Linked DNA regions of Homo sapiens: region 1 is linked to region 2. The links are chromatin loops, found by intact Hi-C in ENCODE. Cell type or tissue: PC-9. All regions are shown on one strand. Links, peaks and the distances in the headings refer to the core of each region. The heading gives the core; the rest is flanking DNA. Region 1 has its middle 30 kb from the start of CCL24. Region 2 holds the start of CCL26 (C-C motif chemokine ligand 26).

Evidence for each region. Hi-C counts contacts between places; a loop is a spot of excess contacts. Peaks named below come from ENCODE experiments on the same cell type or tissue, not always from the same donor. Only the 100,000 strongest peaks of a DNase experiment are listed, where the experiment ranks them.
Region 1: a loop joins it to region 2, with 2.3 times the contacts of the local background. A loop is called at or near these places in 6 of 110 quality-filtered maps.

What each region holds. Positions count from the first base shown.
Region 1 is chr7:75,838,660-75,848,642 of GRCh38, forward strand. No RefSeq gene overlaps it. Among named protein-coding and RNA genes, the nearest start is that of CCL24, 30 kb to the left of the region's middle. RefSeq lists an enhancer at 4,274-4,493. In PC-9, for the core only: no CTCF peak of the experiment used is centred there; a DNase peak (open chromatin) is centred at 4,422; H3K27ac peaks cover 1,104 bases.
Region 2 is chr7:75,767,082-75,775,934 of GRCh38, forward strand. It overlaps CCL26 (C-C motif chemokine ligand 26), which reads right to left and starts at 5,130. Exons shown (of 3, transcript NM_001371938.1): 1 at 5,023-5,130; 2 at 4,808-4,922; 3 at 2,457-2,708. The coding sequence starts at 5,095. The coding sequence ends at 2,612. RefSeq lists a silencer at 5,650-5,944. In PC-9, for the core only: no CTCF peak of the experiment used is centred there; a DNase peak (open chromatin) is centred at 5,260; H3K27ac peaks cover 1,486 bases.

The DNA of each region.
Region 1 (9,983 bases), core at 1,074-9,073, 72 kb after region 2:
TGTGTATTGACTTGCCGTGAATATCAGACAAAGGACCTATCTGCAGGTACTCTACATTGTTGGTGGCGATGTAAAATGGTCCAGTACCGTGGAAAAGCAGTTCCTCTAAATGTAAACATAGAATCACTAGGCTGGGCACGGTGGCTCATGCCTGTAATCCTAGCACTTTGAGAGGCTGAGGTGGGTGGATCACTTGAGGTCAGGCGTTCAAGACCAGCCTGGCCAATATGGTGAAACCCCGTGTCTACCAAAAATACAAAAAAAAAAAAAAAAAAAAAAGTAGCTGAGCATGGTGGTGCATGCCTGTAATCCCAGTTACTGGGGAGGTTGAGGCAGGAGAACCGCTTGAACCTGGGAGGCAGAGGTTGCAGTGAGCTGAAATCGTGCCACTGCACTCCAGCCTGGGTGACAGAGCGAGAGTCTGTCTCAAAAAACAAACAAACCCAGAATCACTAGATGACCCAGTATATTAAGCATGTATCTTTATTTTCTGCATTTTGATTCTTTTTTGTTTTGTTTTGTTTTCGAGACAGAGTCTTGCTGTGTTGCCCAGGCTGGAGTGCAGTGGTGCGAGCTTGGCTCCCTGCAACCTCTGCCTCCTGGGTTCAGGCTATCCTCATGCCTCAGCCTCTCTTGTAGCTGGGACTACAGGCACGCAACATCATGCTCAGCTAATTTTTGTATTTTTAGTAGAGATGGGGTTTCACCATGTTGGCCAGGTTCCTTGACCTCCTTGAACTTGAACTCCTGACCGCAGGTGATCTGCCTGCCTTAGCCTCCCAAAGTGCTGGGATTATAGGCATGAGCCACCATGCCTGGCTCATGGAAGGCCTGTATTTTGATTCTATTTTTTGACATCTGGGGCCTTGCTGGTGCTAGAGGAGGAAACTGACCCTCCCAGGGTTAGCTAATACCGAGAGATACCAAACAACTCATAGTTAGGAGTTTTTTAGGGTTTTGGAGTAGGCTGAAGTGTGGAGGTGGTTGATGGCTGGGGGTATACCTTTTTGTTTTGTTCTGATTTTTTATATTTTAGACACAGAGTAGCCAGGCGCGGTGGCTCACGCCTGTAATCCCAGCACTTTGGGAGGCTGAGGTGGGTGGATCACGAGGTCAGGAGATCGAGACCATCCTGGCTAACATGGTGAAACCCCGTCTCTACTAAAAATACAAAAAAATTAGCAGGGTGTGGTGGCGGGTGCCTGTAGTCCCAGCTACTCAGGAGGCTGAGGCAGGAGAATGGCATGAACCCGGAAAGTGGAGCTTGCAGTGAGCCGAGATCGCGCCACTGCACTCCAGCCTGGGCAACAGAACAAGACTCCATCTCAAAAAAAAAAAAATAGACAGAGTCTCACTCTGTTGTCCAGGCTGCAGTGTGATGGTGCGATCAGAGCTCACTACAGCTTTGAACTCCCAGGCTCAAGTGATCCTTCTGCTTCAGTCTCCCAAGTAGCTGGGACTACAGGCCTGTAATACCATACCTGGCTATTTCAAACAGTTTTTATAGAGGCAGGGTCTTGCTATGTTGCCCAGGCTGGTCTCAAACTCCTGGCCTCAAAAGATCTTCCTGCCTCAGCTTCCTGAATACCTGGGACTACAGGTGCATGCACCACCTCAGTCACCTGTGATTGATTTTTAATAGAGATGGGGTCTTGCTATGTTGCCCAGACTGGTTTGAAACTCCTGAGCTCAAGCAATCCTCCCGCCTTGGCCTCCCAGAGTGTTGGGATTAAAGGTGTGAGCCACTGCCTCCGGCTTGTCTATTTGTTTTTAACAATCCTTTAAAAATACAAAAACAATCTTAACACTGTGGGCTGTACACTGTAGCCTACGAGTGGATTTGGTCTACAGGCTAGAGTTTTCCAATCCCTTAATCCAGATGCTTCCAGCTGAGTCTTGGAAGGGGCTGCAGTCAGAGGCCATAGGCACCAACCTGCCCACAGGATCTCTTCCAATATGATTCCTCCCCAACTCCCATCCTCAGTCATTGCAATAGGAGTCAATTTCTAGTGAAACTGTATTAGTCAAGGCTCTCAAACAGAGTGAATAGGATATACATACAGAGAGAGAAAAATAATCCTTTCATTATTTTAAAGCACTGGCTTAGGCTGGGCGCGGTGGCTCATGCTTGTAATCCCAGCACTTTGGGAGCCGAGGCAGGCAGATCACCTGAGGTCAGGAGTTCAAGACCAGCCTGGTCAACATGGAGAAACCCCGTCTCTACTAAAAATACAAAAAATTAGCTGGGTATAGTGGTGCATGCCTGTAGTCCCAGCTAGTCGGGAGGCTGAGGCAGGAGAATCACTTGAACCCGGGAGGTGGAGGTTGCAGTGAGCTGAGATCATGCCATTGCACTCCAGCCTGGGCAACAAGAGCGAAATTCCGTCTCAAAAAATAAATAAATAAGAATTGGTTTAGGCCAGGCGTGGTGGCTCATGCCAGCACTTTGGGAGGCCAAGGCAGGCGGATCGCCTGAGGTCAGGAGTTCAAGACCAGGCTGCCCAACATGGTGAAACCCCATCTCTACTAAAAATACAAAAATTAGCCAGGCATGGTGGTGGGCACCTGTAATCCCAGCTACTTGGGAGACTGAGGCAGGAGAATCACTTGAATCTGAGAGGCGGAGGTTTCAGTGAGCTGAGATCATGCCATTGCACTCCAGCCTGGGCGACAAAAGTGAGATTCTGTCTCAAGAGAAAAAGAAAAAGAACTGGCTTCTGTAATTGCAGAGGCTGGCAAGTTCAAAATGTGTAGGGCAAGCTGGCAGGCTGGAGATCCAGGGAAGAGGTGGTGTTGCAGCCTCGTGTCTAAATTCTTCAGGCAGGCCAAGCAGGCTGGAAACCCAGCCAGGGTTTCTATGTTGCAGTGGAATCGAGGCCCAATTCCTTCTTCTTCAGGAAACCTCACTCTTTGACCTTAAAGCCTTCAAGTGATTGGATGAGACCTACCTGCTTTGTGGAGGGTCATCGTCTTTATTCAAAGTCTGCTGATTTAAATGTTCATCACAGCCAGGCACGGTGGCTCACGTTTGTAATCCCAGCACTTTGGGAGGCCGAGGCAGGAGGATCGCTTTGAGTTCAGGAGTTTGAGACCAGCCTGGGCAATATAGCGAGACCCTGTCTCTACAAAAAAAATAAAATAAAGCCAGGCGTGGTGGTGTGAGCCTGTAGTCCCAGCTACTTGGGAGGCTTAAGTGGGAGGATCACTTGAGTCTGGAAGGTTGAGGCTGCAGTGAGCTATGATCGCACCACTGCACTCCAGCCTGGGCGACAGAGCAAGACTCTGTCTCTAAAATAAAAATTAAAAAAGTTAATCATGTCTGAAAATTACCTTCATAGTAGCACCTAGACTGGTGTTAGCATCTAAACTGATGTCTAGACAGGCACCTTAGCATAGCCAAATTGTCAGAAAATTAGCTACAACATAGATCTTTTGTCTGTGCCTCAAAATCCAGGTTTAGCAGCCCTGGGGAGAGAAAAAGCTTTTGTTTTGTCTTTGAGACCCACCTCCCCAAGCTTCTTTTTTTTTTTTTTTTTTTGACACTGAGTCTCAGTCTGTCACCTAGGCTGGAGTGCTATAGTACGATCTTGGCTCACTGCAACCTCTGCCTCCCGGGTTCAAGCGATTCTCGTGCCTCAGCCTCCCAAGTAGCTGGGACCACAGGTGTGTGCCACCACACCCGGCTAATTTTTTTTTGTAATTTTAGTAGAGAAAGGGTTTTGCCATGTTGGCCAGGCTGGCCTTGGACTCCTGACCTCAAGTGATCAGCAGACCTTGGTGTCCCAAAGTTCTGGGATTATAGGTATTAGCCACCGCGCCCAGCCTTTTCATTTTTTTTTTTTTTTCTGTCTCCGAAGACTGGCCTCTTTCCAGGATGACTTTCAGTGAAATTTCCACTCCTTTCAGGGGAAACACAACTCCCACCCACACTGATAACAGACATTTCCTTCTTGCTGCATCAGGATGATGAGAATTGAAGTCTGGTTTAACCCTGTCCTTAACCTTCCCTGGGGCCCTGGATGGGTAGTTCTGTAGCTCCCGGCCTCTTGCTGACCACTGGACCAAAATACACAGAAGAATCCTATACAAGGTAAGCATTTGACGGATACCTCTTAGGTGGCCTCAGCTTTAGGAAGCTTTATTGGATCCAAAAATAGCTTTATTTCCCCAGGCCAGCCTCCCCACATACCTTGCCTCCAGCTTAGTGTCACAGTGCCTGTATCTCTGTGCGAAGAGTGATATTGGGGTGTTTGCAGGCTGGACTCAGAGCTGAAAGTCTCCCTGCCAAGTAGTGAGCATTTCACTATTCACGGAGGTGCCCCAGGGGCCAGCAGAGAGATTTCCAGAACAGGAAACACCCCCGCAGAAGTGGAGATCAACAGTAACAACAATGTATATTTCTAAACAGAACAGTGACTCATATTAAACATCTGTTTCACAATAGGGCCTTATATGCAAAACAACCCTAAGTATAGAAGGAGCCAAGAAACCAAAGAATGAGGCAGACAAATCCAGTTTGTCATCACGGGGTGTTTCACTGGGGGAACTATGGACAGAAGCATCGTCTTGGATGGCCACAAGGCAGGTAGATCTCCATGCTGTTACATCCCAGACTCAGGAACTATATACCATAAGGAAAGAATGCACATGCTCCAGAAGGAATGTGTAGGAATTTGCTTAAGGGCAGGATTTACAGTAAGTAGGAGTTCATCAAGGTTGATTTGATCCAAGTGTTACCAGAAAGGGGTCCCGATCCAGACCCCAACAGAGGGTTCTTGGATCTCGCGCCAGAAAGAATTCAGGGCAAGTTCATAAAGTAAAAGCAAGTTTATTAGGAAAGTAACGTGGTGAAGGACACAGCTACTCCACAGACAGGTTAGGAAGAGGAGGAATGTGTCCACCCTGGAGACAATACTTGTTTATATATAGCATAAGAAAAGATTATGGGGAGATGTGTTCTGCTACAAGGGTTTGTGATAAAGGATTAATTTTCTTACTGTATTTCGCAAGAATCGAAATTATCGTAGGAACGCTTCTGTTGTCAAGATATCGGGATATCAGGACACTCCTAAGTCTGGGTCTGTTTAGTAAACATTGTCAATCTGTTCCCTTAACTGTAAACATCTGGAGGCTAGGAATACCTCACTTTCTGGGAGTGCGGCCCAGCAAGCCCCAGCCTCATTTTTCTTAGCCCTCACTCAAGATGGAGTCACTCTGGTTCTAACGCCTCTGGCATAAGGGCAGGATTAATGGTAAGTATGCGCTTTTATATAAGGAATGATAGATAAACTGGAAATCTTAGAGGCATTCTTGGAACCAGGGTTAATCAGAAGCCTAGCTTCCAAGATGGAGTTATTTCAGCCTCCACAACATCTCTTCAGATAGATGGGACTTCACAGATTTCCCCAAGAATCACGGATAGAATTGGTTTGACAAGTGTGTGATTACATAGACCACTTTATGGCTCCCATAGAGGCTGGCATGATGGTTTACGCCTACAACCCCAGCACTTTGGGAGGCTGAGGCAGGAGGATTGATTGAACCCAGGAGTTCGAGACCAGCCTGGGCAACATAGGAGACCCTGTCTTTATTTTGTTTGTTTGTTTGTTTTGTGTTTTTTGAGACAATCTCACTCTCACTGCCAGACTGGAGTGCAGTGGCACAATCAGCTCATTGCAGCCTCGACCTCCTGGTCTCAAGCAATCGTCCTACCTCAGCCTCCTGAGTGGTGGGGACTACAGGTGCTTATCACCACACATGGCTAATTTAAAAAAAGAAAATTTGGAGCTGGGTTTGGTGGCTCACTCCCGTAATCCCAATACTTTGGGAGGCAGGCTAAGGCAGGTGGATCACCTGAGGTCGGAAGTTCAAGACCAGCCTGGCCAACATGGTGAAACCCCATCTCTACTGAAAATACAAAAATTAGCTGGGCATGGTGCTGTGCACCTGTAATCCCAGCTTCTCAGAAAGCTGAGGCAGGAGAATCACTTGAACCCGGAAGGTGGAGGTCGCAGTGAGCCGAGATCATGCCATTGCACTCCAGCCTCAGTGACAGAGTGAGACTCTGTATCAAAAAAAAAAAACAGAAAAAAAAAACTGTAGACAGGGTTTTACCATGTTGCCCAAGCTGCTCTCAAAGTCTTGAGCTCAAGCAATTCACCCGTCTCAGCTTCCCAAAGTGCTGGGATTACAAGTATGTGCCACTGTGCCTGACCTAAACAAAAGTTTATATATATGTATATATACACACACACATATATATGTGTGTGTATATATATGTATGTGTGTGTCTATATATATATATATATATGTATGTATGTATCTCAAAGAAATATATTTGTGGGTAAAATACTTTGATTTCTTTCAGGGCCTGCTATCTGTCATGCTGGTATCTCATTGCTAAAGAGTGTGTTTTGTCCATCTTAAGGTTTCTCTTTTCATGTTCATGCTTGTTGGCTATACCTGAATTTCAAAGGGAGGTGGGTATAATGAGGCATGTCCAAACACCCCTTCCCATGATGGCCTGTACTAGTGTTTCAGGTTAACTTTGGAATGCCCTTGGCTGAAAGAGGAGTCCATTCTGTTGATGGGGGTGCTTAGAATTTTATTTTTGGTTTGCACAGGAACTATTCACACTTGACAGCTCTTCAGATATTTTCAAACATGTTAGTCCCTGACTTTGGTTTTTTTTGTTCGTTTGGTTTGTTTGTTTTTTTGAGACAGAGTTTTGCTCTTGTTGCCCAGGCTAGAGTGTAGTGGCGTGATCTTGGCTCACTACAACCTCCGCCTCCCAGGCTCAAGCGATTCTCCTGCCTCAGCCTCCTGAGTAGCTGGAACTACAGGCACCCACCACCACGCCGGGCTAATTTTGTTTGTATTTTTAGTAGAGATGGGGTTGGCCAGGCTGGTCTTGAACTCCTGATCTCAGGTGATCCACCCACCTCGGCCTCCCAAAGTGCTGGGATTAGAGGCATGAGCCACCATGCCCAGCCAGTCCCTGACTCTTATATTCTGCAGGCGTTCAGCCATTCCTCATGTCACCTCTTTTCAAGTCCCCATCTCACCCATCTTAGCTCCTCCATGAACTTGATCTACCTATTTGGTGGTTTTCAACCCCGGTAGCACAATGGAATCACTCAGGGAGCTTTGACAAATGTAGATGCCTGAGAAAGCTTTAGGAGACTTCATGATTTTATTAAATACAAAGTGAAAAATGGTAATATAACAGTGGAAAATCTCAGAAGACACCACTTGAACCAAATGGTCAAGGTGAACATCTCCAGCAATGAGATATAATGCCATCATGAACCCTCTAATGTGATACACTAAAAAGGACACAGCTTGGAGGCTGAATACAGTAGCTCACACCTGTAATCCCAGCACTTTAGGAGGCTGAGGCAGGAGGATCACTTGAGCTCAGGAGTTTGAGATCAGCCTGGGCAACGTAATGAGACCCTGTGTTTACAAAAATATAAAAATTAGCTGGGCACGATGATGCATGCCTGTAATTCCAGCTACTCGGGAGGCTGAGGTGGGAAGATCACTTAAGCCCAGGAGGTCGAGGCTGCAGTGAGCTATGATTGCACCACTGTACTCCAGGCTGGGTGACAGAGTGAGACCCTGTCTCAAAAAATAAATAAAAAGGACACAACTGTACTATTACAGTCTCGTTGAGAAAAATGCATAGCCTCAATCTAACCACAAGAGAATATCAGACAAACCCAAATTGATGGGCATTCTACAAACTAACTGTCCAGTAGTCTTCAAAAGTGTCAAGACTGTGAAAGGGCAGGAATGTCTCAGTGCAGGCAGGAATGCCTCCGTGCCTCCAGCTGAGTAACGCTGACAGATGGCTGTAGACCTGGACAACATCTTGGCTACAACCTTAAGAGAAACCTTAAATCCAAACCATGTACCTAAGTCATTTCTGAATCCCTGACCAAAAAAAGTATGTAAAATAATCAATGTTTATTATTGGTGTTTTTTTTTCTTTGGAAACAGGGTCTCACTCTGTCACCCAGACTGGAGTGCAGTGGTGCAATCTTGGCTCACAGCAGCCTCAACATCCCAGGCTCAAGTGATCCTCCTACCTCAGCCTCCCTAGTAGCTGGGACTACAGGTATGCACCACCACACTTGGCTAATTTTAAAAAATTTTTTGTAGAAATGGATCTCACTATGTTGCTGAGGCTGGTTTTGTTTTTTTTTTTCCACTCTGTCATCCAGGCTGGAGTGCAGTGGGCCAATCTCAGCTCATTGCAACCTCCAGCCTCCCAGGCTCAAGCGATTCTCCTGCCTCAGCCTCCTGAGTAGCTGGGATTACAGGCACATGCCACCACCGCACCCGGCTAATTTTTGTATTTTTAGTAGAGAGGGGGTTTCACCATGTTGGCCAGGCTGGTCTTGGATTCCTGACCTCAGTTGATCCGCCCACTTCTGCCTCCCAAAGTGCTGGGATTACAGGCGTGAGCCACCGCACCCAGTTCACAGCTTCTTTTCTAAACCCCCGAGTCTTTTCCTGCAGTGCCTTGCCTCTCCTTTCTGGGATTTGGTCATGGCTTTGTGACCAGAGGCTTAGCTATTTCATCTCCTAAGAGTTGGACCTTTTCTCTAGCCTGTTAGGATCCTGAATGTCTCCTCTCCCACCCCCAGATTTGGGCACACATTCTTGAAAATCAGGCCTTTTTTTTAGAGACAGGGTCTTGCTCCATCACCCAGGCTGGAGTGCAGTGGTGCGATCATGGCTCACTGCAGCCTCAACCTCCTGGGCTCCAGCGATCCTCCTGCCTCAGCCTCCTGAGTAGCTGGGACCACAGGCACACACCACCACCCCCAGCTATTTTTCATGTGTGGTAGAGACAGGGCCTTGCTAAGTTTCCCAGGCTGGTCTCCAATTCCCAGCCTCAAGCAATTCTCCTGCCGCAGTCTCCCAAAGCGCTGGGATGACAGGAGTGAGCCACAGTGTCTGGCGAAAATGAGAGCTTCTCCGTCTTCATTTGAGATCCCAGTGGCAGCATTGAACAGGAGGATGGAGCCCTGCTGTCCATCCTTAGGTGTCCCGGTTTGCATCTGTCTGGTTGTTTCTGTTAGAGGGCTGGGCTTGTGGTGCCAAGGAGCCACACTGGCGGGCAGGGAGGTTACTCGAATTGTCTCAGACTAGAGAGAGCCAGAGGGGAAGTAGAAGTGACAGCCTTAGAGAGCACCACAGGTCAAACTGGTGAGCTGCATGTTGTCACCAAGAGCTGGCAATGGAAAAAGGACAAGAATCCAGAAGGCAGCAGAGGCTGAAATAAAGAGAAGAGCCTGAGCCATGGTGGGAATGGAGGGAGGGCTAAACTGGCTGCTTTTACTTCCCCAAAGGGGCCGCCTCCAAGCCTGTGTTGTGCCATTCTCTCTGCTTAGATTGTCGTTTCTCCTTAAGATGCAGCTTTGAGGCCGGGTGCGGTGGCTCACACCTGTAATCCCAGCACTTTGGGAGGCTGAGGCAGGAGGATCCCTGGAGCCCACGACTTTGAAACCAGCCTGGGAAACATAGAGAGACCCTATCTCTATTTAAAAAAAAAAAAAAAGAAATCTTTGAGTACTAAGCTTTCTTTTTTTGAGAGAGAGAGAGAGATCTTGCTCTATGATCCAGGCTGAAGAGGGCAGTGGCACATTCTCTTCTTTTCTTTCTTTCTTTCTTTATATTTTTCTGAGACAGAGTCTCGCTCTGTCACCCAGACTGGAGTGCAGTGGCACGATCTTGGCTCATTGCAATCTCTGCCTCCTGGGTTCAAGTGATTCTTGCTCCTCAGCCTCCCAAGTAACTGGGACTACAGGCACGTGCCACCGTGACCGGCTGATTTTTTGTATTTTTAGTAGAGATGGGGTTTCACCACGTTGTCCGGGCTGGTCTCGAACTCCTGACCTCAGGTGATCCACGTGCCTCGGCCTCCCAAAGTACTGGGATTACAGGTGTGAGCCACCACACCCGGCCTTCTTTTA
Region 2 (8,853 bases), core at 854-8,853:
TAATCCCAGCACTTTGGGAGGCCGAGATGGGCGGATCACGAGGTCAGGAGATCGTGACAATCCTGGCTAACACGGTGAAACCCCATCTCTACTAAAACTACAAAAAATTAGCCGGGCGTGGTGGCAGGCACCTGTAGTCCCAGCTACTCAGGAGGCTGAGGCAGGATAATGGCGTGAACCCGGGAGGCGGAGCTTGCAGTGAGCCGAGCTCGTACCACTGCACTCCAGCCTGGGCGACAGAGCGAGACTCCATCTCAAAAAAAAAAAAAAAAAAAAAAAAAAAAAAAAAAAAAAGAAAGAAATATTATTCAGCCTTAAAAAAGAAGGAAATCCTGCCATTTGCAACAACATGGATAAACCTGGAGGACATTATGCAAAGTGAAATAAGCCAGACGCAGAAAGACAAATACTGCCTGATCTCACTTACTACCTACATAGCATCTAAAAAGTCAAATTCATAATACCAAAGAGTAGGATGATGGTTGCCAGGAGCTAAAGATGGTGGTGGATGGGAGGTGTGATTGTCAAGGGGTGAATGGAGGGAGATCTCCGTGACGTTGGAATAGATCGGGATCTCAGTTGCTATAATGTAAATCTATACACGTGATAAAACGACAGTATGACAGAACTATGCACACGCTTTATACCAATGTCAATTTCCTGGGTTTGATATTGCATTATAATTATGTAAGCTGTAGCCATTGGGGTAAACTAAATAAAAGATAGATTTGGGGGCTGGGCACGGTGGCTCACACCTGTAATCCCAGTGCTTTGGGAGGCTGAGGTGGGCAGATGGTTTGAGCCCAAGAATTTGAGACCAGCCTGGGCAACATGGTGAAACCCTGTCTCTGCCAAAATACAAAAGTTAGCCGGGTGTGGTGGACCATGCCTGTAGTCCTACCTACTTGGGAGGCTGAGGTGGGAGGGTCACCTGAACTCAGGGAGGTAGAGGCTATAGGGAGCTGTAATTATGCCACTGCACTCCAGTCTGGGTGACAGAGCAAGACTCTGTCTCAATAATAAAAAAGATACACCTGACCTCCCCATACCATTTTTGCAACTTCTTGTAAATCTATAACAATTATAGATATTAATAATTAATAACTATAAACAATAATTATAGATTCACAAAAAGTTGCAAGAAATGGCAAAAATAATAATAATTATTATTTTATTTATTTATTTATTTATTTATTTATTTATTTATTTTGAGATGGAGTCTCGCTCTGTCGCCCAGGCTGGAGTGCAGTGGCGCGATCTCTGCTCACTGCAAGCTCCGCCTCCCAGGTTCACACCATTCTCCTGCCTCAGCCTCCTGAGTAGCTGGGACTACAGGCACCCGCCACCACGCCCTGCTAATTTTTTGTATTTTTAGTAGAGATGGGGTTTCACTGTGTTAGCCAGGATGGTCTCAATCTCCTGACCTCATGATCCACCTGCCTCGGCCTCCCAAAGTGTTTGGATTACAGGCATGAGCCACTGTGCCCGGACTTTTTATTTTTTATTAAAAAAATATTTTTGAGACAGGGGCTTGATCTGTCACCCAGGCTGGAGTGCAGTGGTGTGATCTTGGCCCATTGCAACCTCTAACTCCTGGCCTCAAGTAATCCTCCTGCCTCAGCCTCCTGAGTAGCTGGGACCACAGGTGTGTGCCACCCCACCTGGCTAATTTTTTGTGTTTTTGTAGAGACAGGGTTTCACTGTGGTGCCCAGGTTAGTCTTTATTATTATTATTATTATTATTTGAGACAGGGTCTTGCTCTGTTGCTCAGACTGGAGTGCAGTGGTGTGATCATGGCTCACTGTATCCTCGACCTCCTAGACTCAAGCAATCCTCCCACCTCAGCCTCCCAAGTAGCTGTGACTACAGGCACCCACCACCACGTCTGAGTAACTGTTAAATTTTTTTGTAGTGATGGGTGCCACTATGTTGCCCAGGCTGATCTCAAACTCCTGGGCTCAAGTGATCCTCCCACCTCAGCCTCCCAGAGTGCTGGGATTACAGCCGTGAACCACTGCACCCGGCTGATTATTTTTGTAAAAAGCTTATTTAAGCTATATAGACAACGCACCCGCAGTTTGGTAGGTAGATAATATTCACATTAACTAATTAGTGTCTTGCTTTCTTAAGAGAAAGCGCTGCCAAACACGGAGCTACTACATTTACACGGCACTGACAGGCTGTGAGGTGTTGCACAGAACTTACTTTTCCAAATAAACTAAACTTTTTTCTCTAAATAATGTTAAAAAATTCACCAAGCATTTTACCAAAGTGTATTAAAATTACCCTTGCTTTTTTTTGCACAAACAAACAAAAACCCACGGCAGAATTCCGTATCGGGGTCTGCCCGGGGGTTGGGGACCTCCCAGGCAACCAGCCATCCATATTGAATCAATTTTCTTTCCTTAAAGAAAACTCGGGTTTTATGGACAAAAAATGTTATGAACAAGTCAACTCTATGAACAACCTTTATTAAAGTAACTCTGGGAGGAAACACCCTCTCCTCCCCAGCGGGTCCATGTAGCCTTCAGAAAAGATTCCGCAGGCTCCCCAGAGGGCTGCAGAGCCAAGAGCGGGGTCCAAGCGTCCTCGGATGAAAATTCAGCTGAGTCACAATTGTTTCGGAGTTTTCAGTAAAGAAATGTATTTTTGCACCCATTTTTTCCTTGGATGGGTACAGACTTTCTTGCCTCTTTTGGTAGTGAATCTGTGAAAAAGAGACACGGATAAGTCAATATTGAGACTCTTTGCCTCCTGGGGTGGGATAGAAAGGGAAGGAGGGGCAGCTCTCTCACTAGTCTTCTGGCCTTGCCACAAACTTGTTGCTCTCTGTCCCTGTCCCCTCTTCTCCTGGGCCTTGTCTCCCTCCTCTTTCCTATCTTGATTTCCACTGGAAACTATGCCTCCAGACCCACCTCTACCAGGTACCATTTACCGTTTTCCACCAGTTCTAGCCTGCAGCATGTAACCTGCACCAGGACACTTAATTTTTTTTTTTTTTTTTTGAGACGAACTCTCACTCTGTTGCCCACATTGGAGTGCAATGGCATGATCTCAGCTCATTGCAACCTCCATTTCCCAGGTTCAAGTGATGCTCCTGCCTCAGACTCCCAAGTAGCTGGGATTATAGGCACGCATCAGCACACCCAGCGAATTTCTGTGTTTTTAATAGAGACAAGGTTTTGCCATGTTGGCCAGGGTGGTCTCGAACTCCTGACCTCAGGTGATCCGCCTGTGTTGGCCTCCCAAAGTGCTGGGATAACAGGTGTGAGCCACCACGCCTAGCCTTTATTTTGTTTTATTTTTTATTTTTTTTGAGACGGAGTTTCACTCTTGTTGCCCAGGCTGGAGTGCAATGGCGCGATCTCGGCTCACCACAACCTCTGCCTCCCAGGTTCAAGTGATTCTTCCGCCTCAGCCTCCCAAGTAGCTGGGATTACAGGCATGCGCCACCACGTCCAGCTAATTTTGTATTTTTAGTAGAGACAGGGTTTCTCCACGTTGGTCAGGCTGGTCTCGAACTCCCAACCTCAGGAGATCTGCCCACCTCAGCCTCCCAAAGTGCTGGGATTACAGGCGTGAGCCACCACGCCCGGCCTATTTTATTTTTTTTGAAACAGTTTCTCTCTTGTCACCCAGGCTGGAGTGCAGTGGCGCGATCTCTACTCCTGCAAACTCCGCCTCCCGGGTTCAAGCGATTCTCCTGCCTCAGCCTCCGGAGTAACTGGGCTTACAGGCCTGCGCCACCTCACCTGGCTGATTCTTTCATTGTAATAGAACAGCTTTGTTGGGATATAATTCACACGGCACATACAGTTGACTCTTGAACAACACGGATTTGAACTCTGTGGGCCCACTCATAGGCAGCCTTTTGCCAACCAAAGGAGGATAGAAAATACAAAACTCGGTGATGCAAAAGCTGCATAAATTCAGGGGAAATTGTATGCCAAAATCCTGGCACCAATCCCCTGTGGTTACTGGGGGATAACTGTAATTCACTCTTTTTTTTCTCTTTTGTTAGGGATGAAGTCTCTCTGTGTTACCCAGGCTGGAGTGCAGTGGTGCGATCATACCTCACTGCAGCCTTGAACTCCTGGGCTCAAGCGATCGTCTAAACCTCCCCACCATGTACAACTCCACCAATTTAAAGGCTATAATTATAATTCAATGGTTTTTAGTATAGTCATAGATTATGCAACCATCACCACAATCAATTTTAGGATATTTTCATCACCCCAGAAAGGAACCCTGCACTCAACATGTCATTTAATTGTTAGCCACATTTTCAAGGTTATTCATCATAGCTGATGATTCCTGAGCTCTTACTTCACTGTGAGTTTATTAAAAGTGGGGATTGGCTGGGTCCAGTGACTCACACTTGTAATCCCAGCATTTTGGGAGGCTGAGGCGGGCAAATCACATGAGCTCAGAAGTTTAAGACCAGCCTGGCCAACCATGGTGAAATTCTACTAATAACACAAAAATTAGCTGAGCATGGTGGCATGTGCCTGTAATTCCAGCTACTTGGGAGGCTGAGGCAGGAAAATTGCTTGAACCCGGGAGGGGGAGGTTGCAGTGAGCCAAGATCGTGCCATTGCACTCTAGCCTGGGCAACAAGAAAGAAACTCCGTCTCAAAAAGAGAAAAAAAAAGTCAGGTTCTACCTGAAGCTCAGAGTCACACTTGTTAGTGTGCAGAGGTGGGGTTTCCAGGTTCCCATCCCAAGGCTCATCCTGGGGGTCTGCCCAGCACCCATCCTGTTGCATGACTGATGGGGCCCCAGAAAGTACGTCCGAGAAATACTCACATCACAGCCCGCTGGGAGCAGCTGTTACTGGTGAATTCATAGCTTCGCACCCAGGTCCAGGGAAGGGGCTTGTGGCTGTATTGGAAGCAGCAGGTCTTGGATATGTCACTCCCACCTAAAAATCAGGGAGAGGAAGGGTTTGGAGATACTCATTTCCATCCACTCCCAGGCGGTCCGGGAAGGAACCCCAGGAGGGGAATGGGCCAGCTACGTACGTGTGGCAGTTCCAAGGTGGAGACTCAGGAGGGAGGCCAGGAGCACAGCAGAGGCCAAGGAGAGGCCCATCATGATGCTGCAAATCAGGCCCTTCTCAGGTTTCTCCCAAACTCCTCCTGCCTGATCCCCTTTTATGAGACTGAGACGGCCCTGAAAACAATTCCAGAGAATTCTGTGGTTGGGAACAGAAGCAGCACTTTTGACCCAACAAAGGAAAAGTAAACTAATACTCATAGGAATGAAATTAGACAGTGAAGAAAGATAATCTGGCACTGGGCGTGGTGGCTCATGCCTGTGATCACAGCACTCTGGGAGACCGAGGTGGGCGGATCCCTTGAGGTCAGGAGTTCAAGATCAGCCTGGCCAACATGGAGAAACCCTGTCTCTACTAAAAACACAAAAATTGGCCGGGCATGGTGGCAGGCAACTGTAATCCCAGCTACTCCTGAGGGTGAGGCAGGAGAATCACTTGAACCTGGGAGGTGGAGGTTGCAGTGAGCTGAGATGGCACCACTGCACTGCAGCCTGGGCGACAGAGTGAGACTCTGCCAAAAAAAAAAAAAACAAACAAACAAACAACAAAAAAAAACAAGTGACAGATGGTAGAGATCCCTTTATTGAATTCCATCAACAGGGACAAAAAAAGAAGAGAATTTGGGAGAAGAGCAGGGGCAGGCAGGCCCCAGGGAGTCTGGTTCCCAGTGCTGTTGGCTGAGTCAACACTTTCTTGTTTAAAAAGAAAAAGCAGAGGAAATTAAGTAATATTCCAGTGAACTGAACTAAGTTACTTTATAGCACAATTGGTTGTTGAAGATAGGTTTCTGGCTCTTGGGCAAAGTTTTGTTTCCTTTCTAAGCATTGCTTATCTCTGTGTGGAGCTCTGGATGGTCTCAAGATGTGATCATAGAGTAGCCCAACCTCGACAATGGATATTTAAAAACAGGGTCCAGGCAGGTGCCAGCCCATCTTCTTGGGGCCACACCTGTAGGGCCAGGGCTGGCTGGGGGCATTTGAGAGATCTAACAGATCCCAAACCTGACAGATCATCACAATCACCCGAGGCTTAAAACAAAACAAAACAAACAAACAACAACAAATAATATATATATATAGTGAGAGAGAGGGCCTGGTCAACATGGTGAAACCCCGTCCCCACTAGAAATAAAAAAATTAGCCAGGCACGGTGGCGGGCACCTGTAATCCCAGCTACTAGGGAGGCTGAGGCAGGAGAATCGCTTGAATGCAGGAGGCAGAGGTTACAGTGAGCCGAGATCCCGCCATTGCACTCCAGCCTGGGCGACAGACCAAGACTGTCTCAAAAAAGAAAAAAAAATAGAGATGAGGTCTCTCTATGTGGCCCAGGTTGGTCTTAAACTCTTGGCTCAAGTGACTGTCTCACCTTGGCCTTCAAAAATGTTGGGATTACAGTGAGCCACCACGTCTGGCCATACCTGGTCAATTATTATTATTATTTTGTGTGTGTGTGTGGGGCCAGTCACAGTGGCTCACGCCTGTAATCCCAGCACTTTGGAAGGCAGAGGCAGGGGGATCGTCTGAGGTCAGGAGGTTGAGATCAGCCTGGCGAACATGGTGAAACCCCGTCTCTACTAAAAATACAAAAATTAGCCGGGCTAATTTTGTGGTGGCTCATGCTTGTAATCCGAGCAACTTGGGAGGCTGAGGCAGGAGAGTCACTTGAACCTGGGGGGCAGAGGTTGCAGTGAGCCAAGATCGTGCCATTGCACTCCAGCCTAAGAAAAAAGAGCAAAACTCTGTCACAAAAAAAAAGAAATTTGTAGAGCCCAAAGGTTGCCAGGCTGGTCTCAAACTCCTGGCTTCAAGGCGATCTGCTTACTCCAGCCTCCCAAAGCACTGGGATTATAGGGGAGAGCCACCACACCTGGCTTCAGCCAAATTTTTAAAAGAACTTAACAGAAGTTTGTGATAGTCAGAGCTGTTGTAGGTGGGAAGAGGATAGATGGTGAGTTGCCTGTCACTCAAACCAGGCACAACAGTCTGGATGATCATGAGAGGGTGGTTTGTTTTTGTTTTTGTTTTTATTGAGATGGAGTTTTGCTCCTGTTGCATACGCTGGAGTGCTATGGCACAATCTCGGCTCACTGCAACCTCTGCCTCCCAGGCTCAAGCAATTCTCGTGACTCAGCCTCCCAAGTAGCTGGGATTACAGGCATGCGCCATCACGCCCGGCTAATTTTGTATTTTTAGTAGAGATGGTGTTTCACCATGTTGGTCAGTCTTGTCTCGAACTCCTGACCTCAAGTGATCCACCTGCCTCAGCCTCCCAAAGTGCTGGGATTACAGGCATAAACCGCCATGCCCAGCTGTTTGTTTGTTTTTTTGAGACAGAGTCTTGCTCTGTCATCCAGGCTGGAGTACAGTGGCACAATCTTAGCTCACTGCAGCCTCCACCTCCTGGGTTCGAATGATTCTTCTGCCTCAGCCTCTGAGTAGCTAGGATTACAGGCATGCACCACCATGCCCGGGTAATTTTTGTATTTTTAGTAGAGACAGGGTTTCACTATGTTGCCCAGGCTGGTCTCGAATTCCTGACCTCAACTGATCTGCCCGCCTCAGCCTCCCAAAGTGCTGAAATTGCAGGTGTGAGCCACCCCACCCGGCCTATTTTTTTTAATTAAATAAAAATTAACTGAGTATGGTGGCATGTGCACCTGTAGGCCCAGCTACTCAGGAGGCCGAGGCAGGAGGGTCACTTGAGCCCAGGAGTTCAAGGCTGCAGTGAACTATGATCATGCCACTGCACTCCAGCCTAGGTGACCGAGCAAGACTCTGTCTCTTTAAAAAAAGAATTATTGGTCGGGCCCGGTGGCTCACCCCTGTAATGCCAGCACTTTGGTAGGCTGATGGGGGTGGATACCTTGAGGTCAGGAGTTCAAGATGAGTCTGGCCAACATGGTGAAACTCCGTCTCTACCAAAAATACAAAAATTAGCTGAGCATGGTGTCGCGTGTCTGTAATCCCAGCTACTTGGGAGGATGAGGCAGGAGTATTGCTTGAACCGGGAGGCAGAGGTTGCAGTGAGCTGAGATCACGCCACTGCACTCCAGCCTGGGCAACAGGGCGAGACTCCATTTCAGAAGGAAAAAAAACAAATTCTTTTTTGACTGAAATCTATATTCCCATTTCTTCTACCTATTGACCCTGTTCTTTACAAAAATGCTTAACTTGTCTTTTATTTTGGAAGATAAAGGAAATTGAGGCTTAGGCAGATTTGAAGATCGTTGTTTTTATTTCAGTTCCTCCAGCAGGCCCTGAGACAAGGATTCTGGTGCAAGTCCTTTATTTGGGAGGTGATTCCACGGGAGCCCCAGGAGAGGAGGGGGAAACTGAGGCAAGGAAGCAGAGGCAGCAACGCAAGGGGAGTTATTAAGCAGGGCATGGCGTGAGCAGCCAAGGAGTTCTGGGAGCCTGTGCAGGGCAGACCTCAGAGCTGGCTTAGCGGGTGGGTCAGGTACCCCCCAGTTCCCTGCTGTCACTGGTTGAGGGCTGCACCCTACACTCCTGGCTTGTGTTATGATCAAACTGAGGGTTCTCTGTGACCAGGAACAAGGCCCTCAGGAAGAGTCCCCAGGAAGTGGCCTTTGGTTTACAAAAGTGACTGCTGAAGGGATACGGGGAGTTACCTGACAGTATCCGCTGAAGCCATGATCATGTTTGCCCTGATGTTCTCTTCTTTAGACTGAACTTTCCTTTTTTTAGTTTTTTTTTTCTTTGAGACTGAGTCTCATTCTGTCACCCAGGCTGGAGTGCAGTGGCTGAAGGCATCCTCCCACCTCCCAAAGTACTGGGAT